Linked DNA regions of Homo sapiens: region 1 is linked to region 2. The links are chromatin contacts, found by Hi-C or POLR2A ChIA-PET in ENCODE. All regions are on one chromosome and are shown on one strand. Each heading gives the region's core, a stretch centred on a gene start or an enhancer-like site at or near the end of the contact. The rest is flanking DNA. Distances are from core to core; before and after follow the strand shown.

What was found. Hi-C counts contacts between places; a loop is a spot of excess contacts on that map. ChIA-PET counts read pairs that join two places held with the same protein, here RNA polymerase II (POLR2A). Pooled maps may share reads with other maps.
Region 1: a pooled map shows a loop between it and region 2 (5-fold over the local background). The contact joins the promoter of CCDC7 here to the enhancer-like site in region 2. A Hi-C loop is called at or near these places in 1 of 37 single-sample maps with no recorded cell type and 5 of 50 pooled maps. POLR2A ChIA-PET finds 5 or more read pairs at or near these places in 2 of 52 experiments (CD4-positive, alpha-beta T cell and GM12878).

Annotation. Positions count from the first base shown.
Region 1 is chr10:32,444,727-32,451,556 of GRCh38, forward strand. It overlaps CCDC7 (coiled-coil domain containing 7), which reads left to right and starts at 1,414. Exons shown (of 44, transcript NM_001395015.1): 1 at 1,414-1,671. It overlaps LOC101929431 (a long non-coding RNA gene), which reads right to left and starts at 1,330. Exons shown (of 3, transcript NR_120660.1): 1 at 887-1,330. RefSeq lists an enhancer at 965-1,284 and a silencer at 1,355-1,584.
Region 2 is chr10:32,147,251-32,154,376 of GRCh38, forward strand. No RefSeq gene overlaps it. Among named protein-coding and RNA genes, the nearest start is that of KIF5B, 94 kb to the left of the region's middle. Within about 2 kb of position 2,506, at least 16 of the 41 ENCODE cell types and tissues checked have a DNase peak (open chromatin) inside an H3K27ac peak, as active enhancers do; they include GM12878, where a contact is called at or near this core.

The DNA.
Region 1 (6,830 bases), core at 164-2,663, 300 kb after region 2:
TTTAAAAAATAAAAAATTGTTGGTGGAAAGCTTAATAAATCTGATCATTTATATGTACATTTTCTTTGTTACTGACATAAAACACACATACTGAAAAGTGCATAAATAAGCATATGCCTTCATGTTTTTTTTTTTTTTTCTTTTTTAGATGGAGTCTCGCTCTGTTGCCCAGGCTGGAGCGCAATGGCACAATCTCGGCTCACTGCAACCTCCACCTCCTGGGTTCAAGTGATTCTCCTGCCTCAGCCTCCTAAGTAGCTGGGATTACAGGCACCCGCCATCACGCCCGGCTAATTTTTGTATTTTTAGTAGAGATGGGGTTTCACCATGTTGGCCAGGCTAGTCTCGAACTCCTGACCTCGAGTGATGCACTGCCTCAGGCTCCCAAAGTGCTGGGATTACAGGTGCGAGCCACCACGCCCAGCCTGCCTTCATGAATTTTTGAACACACCCAGAAAGAGCAGAAGACAGAACATTTCTGGTACACCAGAAGATGTGTTGTTTTCCCTTTCCAGGCAACCCCAATGGTAACTCCTAGTGGTGTGATGGAGCTAGCCTACACCAGCTCTTGGGAGCTGATAAATTTTCAGGAATCTCTTGTGAGGCATTCAGATTTTACTGGAAAATTAGAAATAATTAGATATAATGAATTTTCAGAGTTTTAGAAAATAGTTGAAATCTACTAAGTCAAATCTAAGGTCTCCTTTAAACCTCCTGGTTTTTAGTTTTAGTTCCATCTTTCCTATTCCTTTCATTTACACACAGGCATTATTAACAGTTAAATTGTATCAATTAATATTTTAAAATATTAAAAACATTTTACTTCGTTCAACTTAAAGACAAAATTAATATATTTCTTGAGGTCAAATTATCTAAAAAACTCTACCTTGTAAAATTGCATCTTAAAGCAGTGCGTGGAAACTGATGGCAAGAAACCACTTAAGTGTCACAACTCTGCTTCAAGTTAATTCCTAGTCCATTTGATTTTGTTTTGCTTTTAAGATCACGAAGCTGGTGTACACTTCCGTGCGAGCTTAGAGTGGTAATGAACTCCACAATACACTGAAAAGAGCTTGAGGAGACAGCAGATGAAGGACTGGGGCTCTGGTTTTGTAGCTGAAGCCCAGGTTCTCAAAGGTCCTACCAGGCCTGTACTTTATTTCTCCTCCGCGGGCCTCTAGGCCAAATGCCTGGATGAATCTGCGCTCAGGGGGCGTCCTGGAATTACACTTGGGAGAGAATAAGAAAGGAGGAGGCCGATGTGCCCATGGACATTATTAACCTTCCGGCAAATCCCCACAGCCGCCAAACTGCGTCTCCTCTTCCGCTCTCGGCGCGCAGCTCACGCTCGCAGCGTCAGCGACGCCGGCGGCGCCAAGGCGTCGTGGCGTCGGGCGCCTGGGACGTGGCTTCAACGGCCCCATCCGGCGCCGGCGGCGGGTGCCCGGCGGTCTTTGCTGCCGCCCGGGGGCGCAGAGGCCGGGCCTTTTCTTTCAGCACAAACGTCAGTTTGTAAAAGGGAGGTGCTGGAGTCTGAGGAGTTTTCAGGCTTCCGTCTCGAAGGAAGTCTGGCAGGCTCGGAATTGTCATCTTCCTCAGGCAAATAGTTTTTCACCTTAGAGCCAGCAAGGCCAAACCGCCCAGTCACCCGACTTCCCACAGTCTCAGCAGGTACACAGGGCGGGGAGCCTCGGGAGCGGCTCCCTTAGCAGGACCTGAGGGTTTCGGGAGAGTCCTGGCTTTGCACTTAGTTTTCCCGCTGCCTGGCTGCCTCCGTGGCGGTTGTGCTGCTTTTTATGCAGGATGTAGGATCGAAGGCAAATCATCCTTTCCCTACGTCCCCTGCCAACCCCTGCCGCTCTCCTCTATTTTGTACACTTTATCATTAAAGGATTTGAAATGAATGTAAGTTAATCCTTGAAGGATGAAACCAGAAAACATTTGTCGTGGTGGCGGAAAGGGACGGATGCACTTGGGCGAAGTAATGCTGACATCCACTTCCTAGCATTGTTAGGAGGGATAAATGAATTAAATATGTAAAGTCCTTAAATATTTGCTTGCTAATACGAGTATTCATTGCGTGTGACTATTTTTGTATTTATGTGAACTTCATCGGAGCATTTGTCAGGTTCTTTTTTTTTGCACCAAGTGAGCGTTGCCTGCCTGCCTGCCTGCCTGCCTCCCTCCCTCCCTCCCTTCCTTCCTTCCCCTCTTCCCTTCCTCCCTCCCTCCCTCCCTCCCTCCCTCCCTCACACTTTTTTGGGGAGAGAGGACACAATGCAATCCATAACAGCATATACACTTGTTCTTTTTTCCATCGAACTTTCCTCTTGACCATGTTTTCTTCTAGTAATACTGTATTTCTTTACTCCCTTTTATAGTAAAATTTCTCTACAGTGCTTATATTCAATTCATTGTTCCTACTTCCTCTCTTTTGAACGGTAAGTCAGATATTTACCTCGATCATTCTACTGAAATTGTTGCCGTTCTTCAGGTTACAAATGACCTACCTCCATGTTGCCAAATCCAGTGTCAGCTTAGTCTTCATTTTACTTGACTCAGCATTTGACGTAGTTCATCACTCGGTCCTTGGTGATATTTTCTTTTCCTTGCTTTCTATGTATATATAACCTTTTGGTTTTACTTATTGGCTCATTGGCCACTCTTCTTACGTCCTGTTTCCTGGTCCTGATGGTTTTGATGGAATTTTTGATGTTTGCTTGGACCTGAAGGTTTTGATGGAGTTTCTTTGGCAATGTAATTTATTCAGAATTCTTTTGAGGCTTTTCAATTTTGTAAATTTAATCTTGGTTTCTGCATCATTTTGCTTGTATCATTAATTTTTACTGAAAGCATCGTGTCACAATCGGCATGAGAAAAATGTAAAAGGGAGCAGGGCGCACAGTGGCTCAGGCGTGTAATCCCAGCACTTTGGGAGGCTGAGGTGGGAGGATCACCTGAGGTCAGAAGTTCGAGACCAGCTTGGCCAACGTGGTGAAACCCTGTCACTATTAAAAATACAAAAATTAGCCGGACGTGGCAGTGGGCACCTGTAATCCCAGCTACTTGGGAGGCTGAGGCAGGAGAATCGCTTGAACCTGGGAGGCAAAGTTTGCAGTGAGCAAGATTGTGCCATTGTACTCCAGCCTGGGCGACAAGAGCGAAACTCTGTCTCAAAAAAACGAAAAATGTAAAAGGGAATATTTTGCAGGGGCTTTGGTTCAAGTTCTATAATGTGTTTATTTACTATTATCATCAGTAATTTCCAAGAGAGCATTGTGTTCTTCCTTCAAATGGATTTTTAGTGACAAGTTATTTTTGCAAAGTCATATTTGATTATGATTTAAAAATTATGCTTGGCAACTATGCATTCAGTTAACTATAGTGTTAACTATAGTGTTTCATCGAAACAAAAAAGCAGTTGTATAATTCTTGGATGAAATAAACATTTTCAGTGCTATTAAGATATTTTCGTTCTATTGTTCACAACCTAGTTTAGAATTTTTATTTTTGAGAATTTTCTGTTTGTGCTTGTCAGACATATTTAAGGGCATGTATCCCTGGCCCCATATATATTATATATTTTTAATTTTAATTTTTTATGAGTAGTCTCTTACACATATATATGATTCTTTTCCAGCGGGGTGTCATCTACTTGTTAAAATCCTAATAAATGTTCACATATTGAAATATCTGCATTTTGGAAATCCATAATTACATCAACAATTGTTATCTGCTGTCCATATGTCCAAAATAATTGAGAAATTATTAGTTTTTAAAACTTTATTCAAAGTGGTTTTATTTATAACATCTGTAAGTTTTATTATTTGTTTTTATATTTTATTCTCTAAAATAGTATGTTATACTATTTGGTATTGATATTTATGTTTTGCATAAATGTGCTAACAGGATACCATCAACTTTTGCCATGGTTTCTGGCAAATAAAAAAAATCCTATTATTGGTCTCTTCATATATATCGGATGATCTTCTGAACATTAGATACTGCTTCTCCAAAAATTGAATCATGTTTATTGTTATTAACAAATATATAGGCCTTTATTTTCTCATTTTCAGTAGAATTGCTAATTATTTATATTTTTTTCAAACCTGATACTAGCTTTTAATACTTATCACTATTGATGTGTATTTTATTAATGTTCAGGAATATGTGATAAATGCTGCTGATCTTTGCATTATTTTTTATTCTTCAGCTGGATTATTCCTCCACTGATTTTATTCTTTGCATCAGTTTTTATTCTTCAGCAGTATTATTTTGTGATTACTCGTGTTGTTTTATCTGTTATATTTTTCATTTTTTAATATCTTCACTTGGGTCTTAAAAATTCCTCTTATACCTGTTTCATATGGCTGATATTCTCTTTCTGTGTGTTTATGTATTTTTAGTCTCTCTGTTTTAATGATTCTACAACTAAAACATGTTTTTTAGTTTATTATTTTTATATTTATTTATTTATTTGAGATGGAGTCTTACTCCATCCCCCAGGCTGGAGTGCAGTGGTGCAGTCTCTGCTCACTGCAACCTCTACCTCCGAGTTCAAGCGATTCTCCTGCCTCAGCCTCCCGAGTAGCTGAGACTACAGGTGCCCACCACCACGCCTGGATAATTTTTTGTATTTTTAATAGAGACAGGGTTTTACCATATTGGCCAGGCTGGTCTCGAACTCCTGACCTTGGGATCCACCCGCCTCTGCCTCCCAAAGTACTGGGATTACAGGCGTGAGCCAATGCGCCTGGCCTATTTTTTATTTTTTAATGGTTTTTTTTTCCGTTGTCAAGTTGTTTTGGCCTGTGAGCTCATATACCCCTGGGGGTGTCCCCTGTTTGTCTGGTAATCTATTATTAGGAAATGATCAAAAGCCAGTTCTCAGCCTGTGTTCCTCCTGGAAGTTAGGGAAAGTATGTGGGTGTATTTGTTTTCGAAGTGCTAAATATTTCCTGTGGTCTGAATGCTTGTGTCATCCCCAAATTCGCATGTTGAAATTGGGACCCAATTCAACATATGGTAGAATTAGGAGGTGGGGCCTTTAGGAGGTGATTAGGTTATGAGTGCAGCACCCTCATAAATGGGACTACTGCCCTTATAAAAGAGGTCTGAAAAAGCTCCCTTGCTCCTTCCATCATGTGAGGACACAGAGAGTAGGCAACATTTATTTAGCGTCTGGGCTTTCATCAGACACCAACTCTGCTGGTGCCTTGTCGTTGGACTTTCCAATCTCCAGAACTGTGAGAAATAAATGTTTCTTGTTTATAAGCTATGCAATTTATAGTGTTTTGTTATAGCAGCCTCAACAGACTAAGACACTAGTGCTGCTGTAACAAAGTACCACAAAGTGGGTGGCTTAGAACAACAGAAATTTATTCTTTCATGGTTCTGGAGGCCAGAAAACTGAAATCAAGGTTTCAGCAAAACCATGTTCCCTGCTAAGGGCTCTAGGGAAGAATCTTTCATTGGTTTTTACAAGCTTCTGGTGGATGCTAGCAATCCTTGATATTCCTTAGCTTGCAGCTGCATCACTTTAATTTCTGCCTGTCGCTATATGGTCTTCTTATAGTGACACCAGTAATTGGATTTAGGACCCACCTTAATTCAGTATGACCACATCTTAACTTTGTCATATCTGCAAAGACCCTATTTTCAAGTAAGGTCACATTCAAAGTGCTGGGGGCTTAGGACTTGAACATATCTTTTTCAGGGACACAGTTCAACACATAACAATGGGACAAGCCAAAGTGTAGAGAGCTTCAGATAACAGAGTACCAGTGTTACATTACTCTATCTTAATTTTGCCATTGTACCTGACAATTCCCACGGTTAGGCATATACTCTTAACACTATTTGGGAGGTGGCATTGTCCTGAGTCTTAGCTTTGAGGGGAGAGAAAAATAGAGGAATAAAAGCCCAAGACCTATCTAGTTTATACTTCCTTATCTTAGCATAGCTTTGATGCTGCCTTAATATTACACTAATGATACCTTGGGCCAAGGCTACTGCTCCTGTGGGAATAAAGATGTATATTAAGGACATATATTAGCTCAAATATGGGGGAAAGATAGGAAGAAATTGTAATTTTTCTTTTTCCTGAATGTATTCTCTCGTTGCTTCTGGCTTCTTCAGTCCGTATATTCCCATTCTAAATGCCCCATAAACAAATGAGCCTTTGTTTAGGGGTTTCTTAAGTTAAAAAATTTTTTGTTCTTGTTGTTTTCTGTTGTTAGGAATATTTTCCTTTCTATTTTTCATTTTTTCAGAGTTGATTTTGGGATTTGCCATCTTCATAGCAATTGATAATCCTTTTATCATTTTAAATCTGAAATGTTTTCATCTACAACCCTCCTTACTTGCAGGAAATGCTATAAGTCCTATAGGTAAAATAATCCAACATTTTCCTTATGGAGAGCAAAGGGTATAGAAAAGAAGCAAGATTTGTAGCCAATTTGACCTATGTTGTAATTCTGAAAAATTTAACACTTACTAGCTGTGTGACTCTTGGTTAGTCACTTAACTTGTCTGAGCTCAGTTTACTCTACTCCCATGTAAAATGGAATAATGATGTATATAAAGGGCATACCTTAGATTAAAAATTATGGAGCTTTTACTGTTATTATGCTTAAGTTTAAATAACTTATTGATATAAATTAGATATTGTGATAACTGCATTCTATATTTCTTCGTTTTGTTTAAGTTACTGTGACTCAAAAAAGCCTGAAGTGTAATCATAGCTTCCAGAAGTTGCTTAATGTACTCTGAGCAAATTGCTAAAGCCATCAGAAAAAGAGAAATGTAGTATGTGAATTTAATTAGAGCCT
Region 2 (7,126 bases), core at 1,256-3,755:
AAATAGTGAACATTGCACCCAATAGGTAATTTTCAGCCCTCACCCCCTCCCACTCTCCCATGTTTTACAGTCTCCAGTGTCTGTTATTCCACACTGTGTGTCCACGTGCACCCACTGATTCAACCTATGTTCTTTTTTTTTTTTTTTTTTGAGTTGGAGTCTTGCTCTGTTGCCCAGGCTGGAGTGCAGTGGCATGATCTCGGCTCACTGCAACTTCCGCCTCCTGAGTTCAAGCTATGCTCCTCCCTCAGCCTCCCAAGTAGCTGGGATTACAAGTGCCTGCCACCATGCCCAGCTAATTTTTGTATTTTTGTGAGACAGAGTTGAACCATGTTGGCCAAGCTGGTCTCCTGACCTCAAGTGATTCCCTCCACCTCAGCCTCGCAAAGTGCTGGGATTACAGGTTTGAGCTACCACACCCAGCCTCTTTTTTTTTTTTTTTTAATTTAGGGGATAGAAGTGCAGATTTCTTACAAGCATATATTGCATAGTGGTGAAGTCTGGGCTTTTGGTGAACCCATTACTTGAATTGTGAACATTGTACCCAACAGGTAATTTTTTGACCCTCACCCTTTCCCACCTTCCCACACTTTGGAGTCTCTGGTGTCTAATATTCCATCTGTATGTCCACAGGTACCCATTGCTTTGCTCCCCCTTCTAAGTGAGAACGTGCAGTATTTGACTTTCTGTTTCTGAGTGATTTCACTTAGGATAATGGCTTCCAGTTCCATCCATGGTGCAGTAAATGTCATGAGTTCATTCCTTTTTATGTCTGAGTAGTATTCCATACTGTATACATACCACATTTTCTTTATCCTATGTTGATGGACACTTAGGTTGATTACATATTTTTGCTACTATGAATAGTGCTGCCATAAACATATGAGTGGGGTAGATTCTTTTTGATACAATGATTTCTTTCCTTTTGAGTAGATACCCAGTAGTGGGATTGTTGGAGCAATGGTAAAGACTTTTTGAATCTTAATATTGTTATATTTAATATCACTTGATCCTCTCAGTTTCATTCTAGAGAGGACGAATCTCACGGAACTGACATGGCCCAGTACTCCCGTGCTTCGGGACATCGTCTGGTCAAGAATGTCCCCTTTGGCTGGTAATCCTAGCACTTTGAGAGGCTGACGTGGGAAGATCGCTTGAGGCCAGGAGTTTGAGGCCAGCCTGGGCAATGTAGGGAGACCTTGTTTCTACAAAAAACTTGAAAAATAAGTTAGCTGATTGTGGTGGTACATGCCTGTAGTTCCAGCTACTCAGGAGGCTGAGGTGGGAGGATCACTTGACTCTGGGAGGTTTTTTTTGTTTGTTTGTTTTTTGTGTTTTCTTTTTTGAGATGGAGTCTCGCCCTGTTGCCCAGGCTGGAGTGCAGTGGCACGATCTTGGCTCACTGCAACCTCCGCCTGCCAGGTTCAAGCGATCCTCCTGCCTCAGCCCCCTGGTAGCTGGGATTACAGGCACACGCCACCATGCCTGGCTAATTTTTGTATTTTTAGTAGATATGGGGTTTCACCATGTTGGCCACGCTGGTCTCAAACTCCTGAGCTCAGGTGATCCACCCACCTCGGCCTTCCAAAGTGCTGGGATTACAGGTGTGAGCCACTGCACCCAGCCTTTAACTCTGGGAGGCTGAGATTGCAGTGTGAGTTGCAATCACACCATCGCATTCCAGCCTGGGCAACAGAGCAAGACCCTGTCTCAAAAAAAAAAAAAATGTTCCCTTGGGGTCTCAGAGATATTCCACCCACCCACCTCCCCACCCCCTGCCGAGGAACTGCCTCTCTGGCCTCTCTCTGAGGCTCCCTTTTCAGCAGGTGGGGTGCTCACCCCTGAATAGGATACCAGGAGACAAATTTTGTCCAGCACCTCTGATACAGCGCTCTCTTGTGTGTTTTGGTGACAGGTGAATCAGATTTCCATTTAAAACACCAATGCCAAAAGGGAGAGAGAGAAAAAAACTAACCGGCCTGGATGACTTTGGAGGATGATTCTTTGTTTTAATTCTGACGGCCAGAATGGAAAGTTGGCAACTCATTCTGAAAGACGAGAGTGCTACAGGCAGCTGTGTAGCTAAGAGATAAAAACCACCAACGGGAGCAGCTCATCTAACCTGAACCGTAGCAGAGAAGGGACAGACAGGCGAGTACTCCATTTGAATCTAGGTCTCAGCCTCCCAGGGTGGGATCACATTGCCCAATTGTGACGTCACTCAAGCCATTCCCATGCCCGTGGCCCATTTTTTAAATTACTTCACAATGGGCGCAGAAGCCAAATTTGAAATAAATGACTCCATGACTCAGACTGTTAATCTCTGTTTTGACAACCAACAGCAAGTCATTGGGAACTTTAACTTACATTTGGTAGGGAACATCACAACTTCATGCAAAGGTCTCTTTAACTTATCCTCCCACCCCAAAAAAGTGCCAATTGTGTACAGGCAATAAAGCAGATTCCCTTGTATTTGGAGAAAATAGCTAAGCTTCCTCTTCAGCAGAAAGCCTTGAGGAAGAAGTTAAGAATGCAGCCTTTGGAGTCAGGCCTGTGCTTGCACATGAATCCATACCTCACTGCCCTCCTCTGTAGGTGGCAATAATAATATCACTCACTTCCTAGGATTGTTGTGGTGATGCAATGAGATCAAAAGTTTTAGCAAGATGTCCTGTAGCTACACAACAAATGCAGGCAATTTTCATTTATGCTTGTATTTGTAAACAGAGTATCAGAGTGAAACAAAACCAAAAAACAAAAATGAAGAGAAGTCCTTGGTCCTGCTCATTATTGTTTTTATTTCTTATAGATGAGGTGCTTAATAGCTACCTGTCAACAATAACGCCCGGCACACCTGGGAGATTTGAGGAAGCATGCAGAACCATTCCACTAAGTCTTTTTGTGTTTTTTTTTGTTGTTGTTGTTTTTATTTATTTATTTATTTTGAGACAGAGTCTCACTCTGTTGCCCTGGCTAGAGTACAGTGGCATGATCTCAGCTCACTACAACCTCCACCTCCCAGGTTCAGGAGATTCTCCTGCCTCAGCCTCCTGAGCAGCTGGGATTACAGCTGTGCGCCACCACGCCCGACTAATTTTTGTGTTTTGTTTGTTTGTTTGTTTGTTTGGGTTTTTTTTAATTAGAGACGGGGTTTTACCATGTTGGCCAGGCTGGTCTCAAACTCCTGACCTCAAGTGGATCCACTGGCCTCAGCCTCCCGAAGTGCTGGGATTACAGGCGTGAGCCACCACGCTCAGCCGTTGTTGTTTTTTAGACAGAGTCTTGCTATGTATCCAGGCTGGACTCAAACTCCTGGGATCAAGTGATCCTCCTGCCTCCGCCTCCCAAGTAGCTGGTACTACAGGCACATGCCACTGCGCCCAGCTTACCAAGTCACTTAACAGGAGTATTGCTCGCTAGAGACAGCACAGCCTAACCTCCTCACCGAGGACTGTGGGATCTGCGTGCAGAAGCATTTTCTTTCTCTGATACAAGTTGCTGTGAGAAGCAAAAATTAAACTCCAACTAACACCAGATGATGACCTTCAAAATGTTCTCTTGAATGACAGAAAGCTTGCATGACATCATGCCCTTCCCTTCGGTTTATTCCTGTTGTTGTTTTTGACTCCTTATCTGATTTCTAAGTTTGCTCCCTCATTCAGCCTTATCTTATCTGAAATGGATCCGTGAAGTAAAAACAATTTCCTGTGGTTTTTACCTTGTTTTTCCTCTAACTAGAAGTTAAATCACTCATGTTTACCATATGCCTACAACCTGCTGGGGTTCTGAATTCAACACAAGAATTTGAATTTTCACAAAAGCTTTTCGAAGTTTCAGAAGCTCTTTTGACTCTTATTTCAAATACATCCTGGAAGCTGTGTTGGTTCACCCACAGGACCTGGAATGGCTTTGCCCAGGAGATATGATTGGCCAGCTCAGCTGCTTCCCCTCTCATTTCTCTTATTTACACTCCTATCTCTCTCTCTCTCTTTCTCTTTTTTTTTTTTTTTTTTTAGGCAGGGTCTCACTTTGTCGCCCAGGCTGGAGTGCAGCGGTGCAGGTTCACTGCAGCCTCGATCTCCCGGACTCAAGAGATCCTCCCGTCTCAACCCCGCAAGTGGCTGGGACTATAGGCATGCACCACCATGCCTGGCTAATTTTTATACTTCTTGTAGAGAAGGGGTTTCACCACGTTGGCCAGGCTGGTCTCAGTCCTTCTGCCTTGGCCTCCCAAAGTGCTGTGAAGGTATAGGCGTGAGCCACTGCTTATGGCCTTATGGGATGTTTTATGTTCTTTTGTGATCTTTCTCTCCTTTTAAAATCCTAACATTCTTGTACAACTATGTTCATAGCAACATTATTCACAATAGATAAAATGTGGAAGCAACCCAAGTGTCCATCCATGGATGAATGGCTAAGCAAAATGTGACACATCCATGCAATGAAATATTACTCAGCCTTGAAAAGAAGGCAATTCTGTCACATGCTACTACATGAATGAAGTTTGAGGACATTATGCTAAGTGAAATAAGCCAGTCACAAAAAAAAGAATGCCGTATGATTCCATTTGTAAGAGGGACTCTCATTATTCTCTTACTTCTGTAATCCCTGCAGGACACTGGAGGCTCTGGAGTGGACTTCAGTGTATTTGCTGGCCAACATCCCTTCCCTCTTCTATTACAGCATTTCCTTCCCAATTCCATTTTGTGGGTGGAGCAAGGGGAAGGGCTGTCACTCACAACATTCTACCTCCAGGCCATAGCGATTGGCCCAGGGATAGGCATGTGACCAAGCCAGGCAAATTGGAGTGTTCTCCAACTTGTGGAGACATTTGGAGGTCTCCAATGTTACATTTGCATGCTAGGAAGGATAGAGAGACTCCCTTGTTCTTGGATCTTAAGCTCTCAGATTGCTAATCCTTAGTCATGTTCCTTGGAGGAGGCTTGGCTGCTGCAGCATAAAGTGAAACGAGTCCACAGACAGAAGCAAAACTAAGTGATGAAGTTAATGTGTGTTAATAAATTTCTGGTTGAAGTGGTTTGATTCAGGTGTCTGCCACTTGCAACTAAAAAAGTCCTGATTAAGAAATAACCTCGGCTGGGCACAGTGACTCATGCCTGTAATCCCAGCACTTTGGGAGGCTAAGGCGGGCAGATCATGAGGTCAGGAGTTTGAGACCAGCCTGGCTAATACAGTGAAACCCCATCTCTACTAAAAATACAAAGTTAGTCGGGCGTGGTGGTGCATGCCTGTAATCCCAGCTACTCGGGAGGCTGAGGCAGGAGAATCGTTTGAACCCGGGAGGCAGAGGTTGCAGTGAGCCGAAATCGCACCATTGCACTCTGGCCTGGGCAACAAGAGCAAAACTTCGTCTCAAAAAAAAAAAAAAAAAAAAATATATATATATATATATATAAAACCTCATTTTTAGGAACATCTACTGCCTTCCATTCATATTTTAACGAGGTGTACTACATTCACTTTATAAAAAAATCTTTACTTAAAAATAATTATAAATTCATAGGAAGTTGTAAAGATAGTACAGAGAAGTCTGTGTAGCCTTCACCCAATTTCCTTCAATAACTACATCTTTTGTAACTATAGTACAATATCAAAAACAGGAAATTAACATTGGGACAATGTGTGTGTGTGCATGTGTGTGTATGTGTGTGTGGTTCTCTGTTGTTTTACCACATCAGATTCATGTAACTAGCATTGCAATCAAAACAAAGGACTTTTCCATTACTACAAAAATGTCACTTGTACTACTCATTATCATAGTCTTCTAGTGTCAACATTTTACTAGTTTGAATGAAGTGTACAAACCTTACCTCCCTTTACATTCCTTTAACCTCCCCATTATTGGATAATTGTCTTAATTATTTCCTCTTCATGCATTGGAACCACATCTGACATTGTTATAATTTTCACTTTAACTATCAAACACAATTTAGAAAACTCCAGAAGAGAAGGAAAGTCTATTGTATTTACTCCTATTTTCACTTTTGTTGTTATTATTTTCTTTTCTGATATTCCAATATTTTTTCTTTTATTACTTCTTTTCTCTTAAGAGAACTTTCTTTAGCCATTCTTTCAAAGCAGGTCTACTAGTGACAAATTCTCTTAGTTTTGTTTCATATGAGGATGTCTTGATTTCCCTTTCATTTCTGAAGACGATATTAACTGGATATAGAATTCTGGGTTGACAATTCTTTTCTTTCGGAACTTGAAAAATGCTGTGCCAATTCCTTCTGGCCTCATGGTTTCTGATGAGAAATCTGCTGCCACTGGAATTGTTTTTCCCTTATACATAAGGTGTATTTCTCTCATGTTGCTTTAAAATATTTTCGTTTTTCTTTAGTTTTCAGAATTTGACTGTGACGTGTCCTGGTATGGATTCTTTGGCTTTATCCTGTTTGAGATTCTCTAGGTTTCCTGAACCTTTAGGTTTATGTATCTTGCCTAATTTGGGGAAATTTCAGCCATTATTTCTTCAAATACTTTTCTAGTACTTCCTGTCCCCTTTCTCCTCTCCTGGGACTTTGATGACACAAATATTTTGATAATTTTCTACAGGTCTCTAATGATCTCTTCTTTTCTTTTTCCAGCCTATTTTCTCTGTTTTGCTATTGAACCCATCCATTGAGTTTTTCACTTGTTTATTGTATTTTCAGTTCAAAATTTTTGACTTGAGTTTTTTTTATAGCTTTTATTTCTTTGGTCAGATTTATATTTTTTTCCATTTGGTTCAAGTATGTTCATAATTGATCACTGAAGCTTTTTTCTTTTTTATTAAGAGACTATGATTGCACCACTGCACTCCACTCTGTTGCCTAAGTTGGAGTGCAGTGGTGCAATCATAGCTCATTGCAGCCTTGGATTCCTAAGTGCAAGAGATCCTCCCACTTCACCCTCCCAAGTAGCTGGGAGTGCAGGCACATGTCGCCACCCAACTAAATTTTTTAGTTTTATTTTTTGTAGATGCAAGGTCTTACTATGTTGCCCAGGCTGGTCTTGAACACCTATCCTCAAGTGATCCTCCTGCCTCAGGCTCCCAAAGCACTGGGACTACAGGCATGAGACACCATGCCTGGCCTCATTAAAGCATTTTTTTTTTTAGATGGAG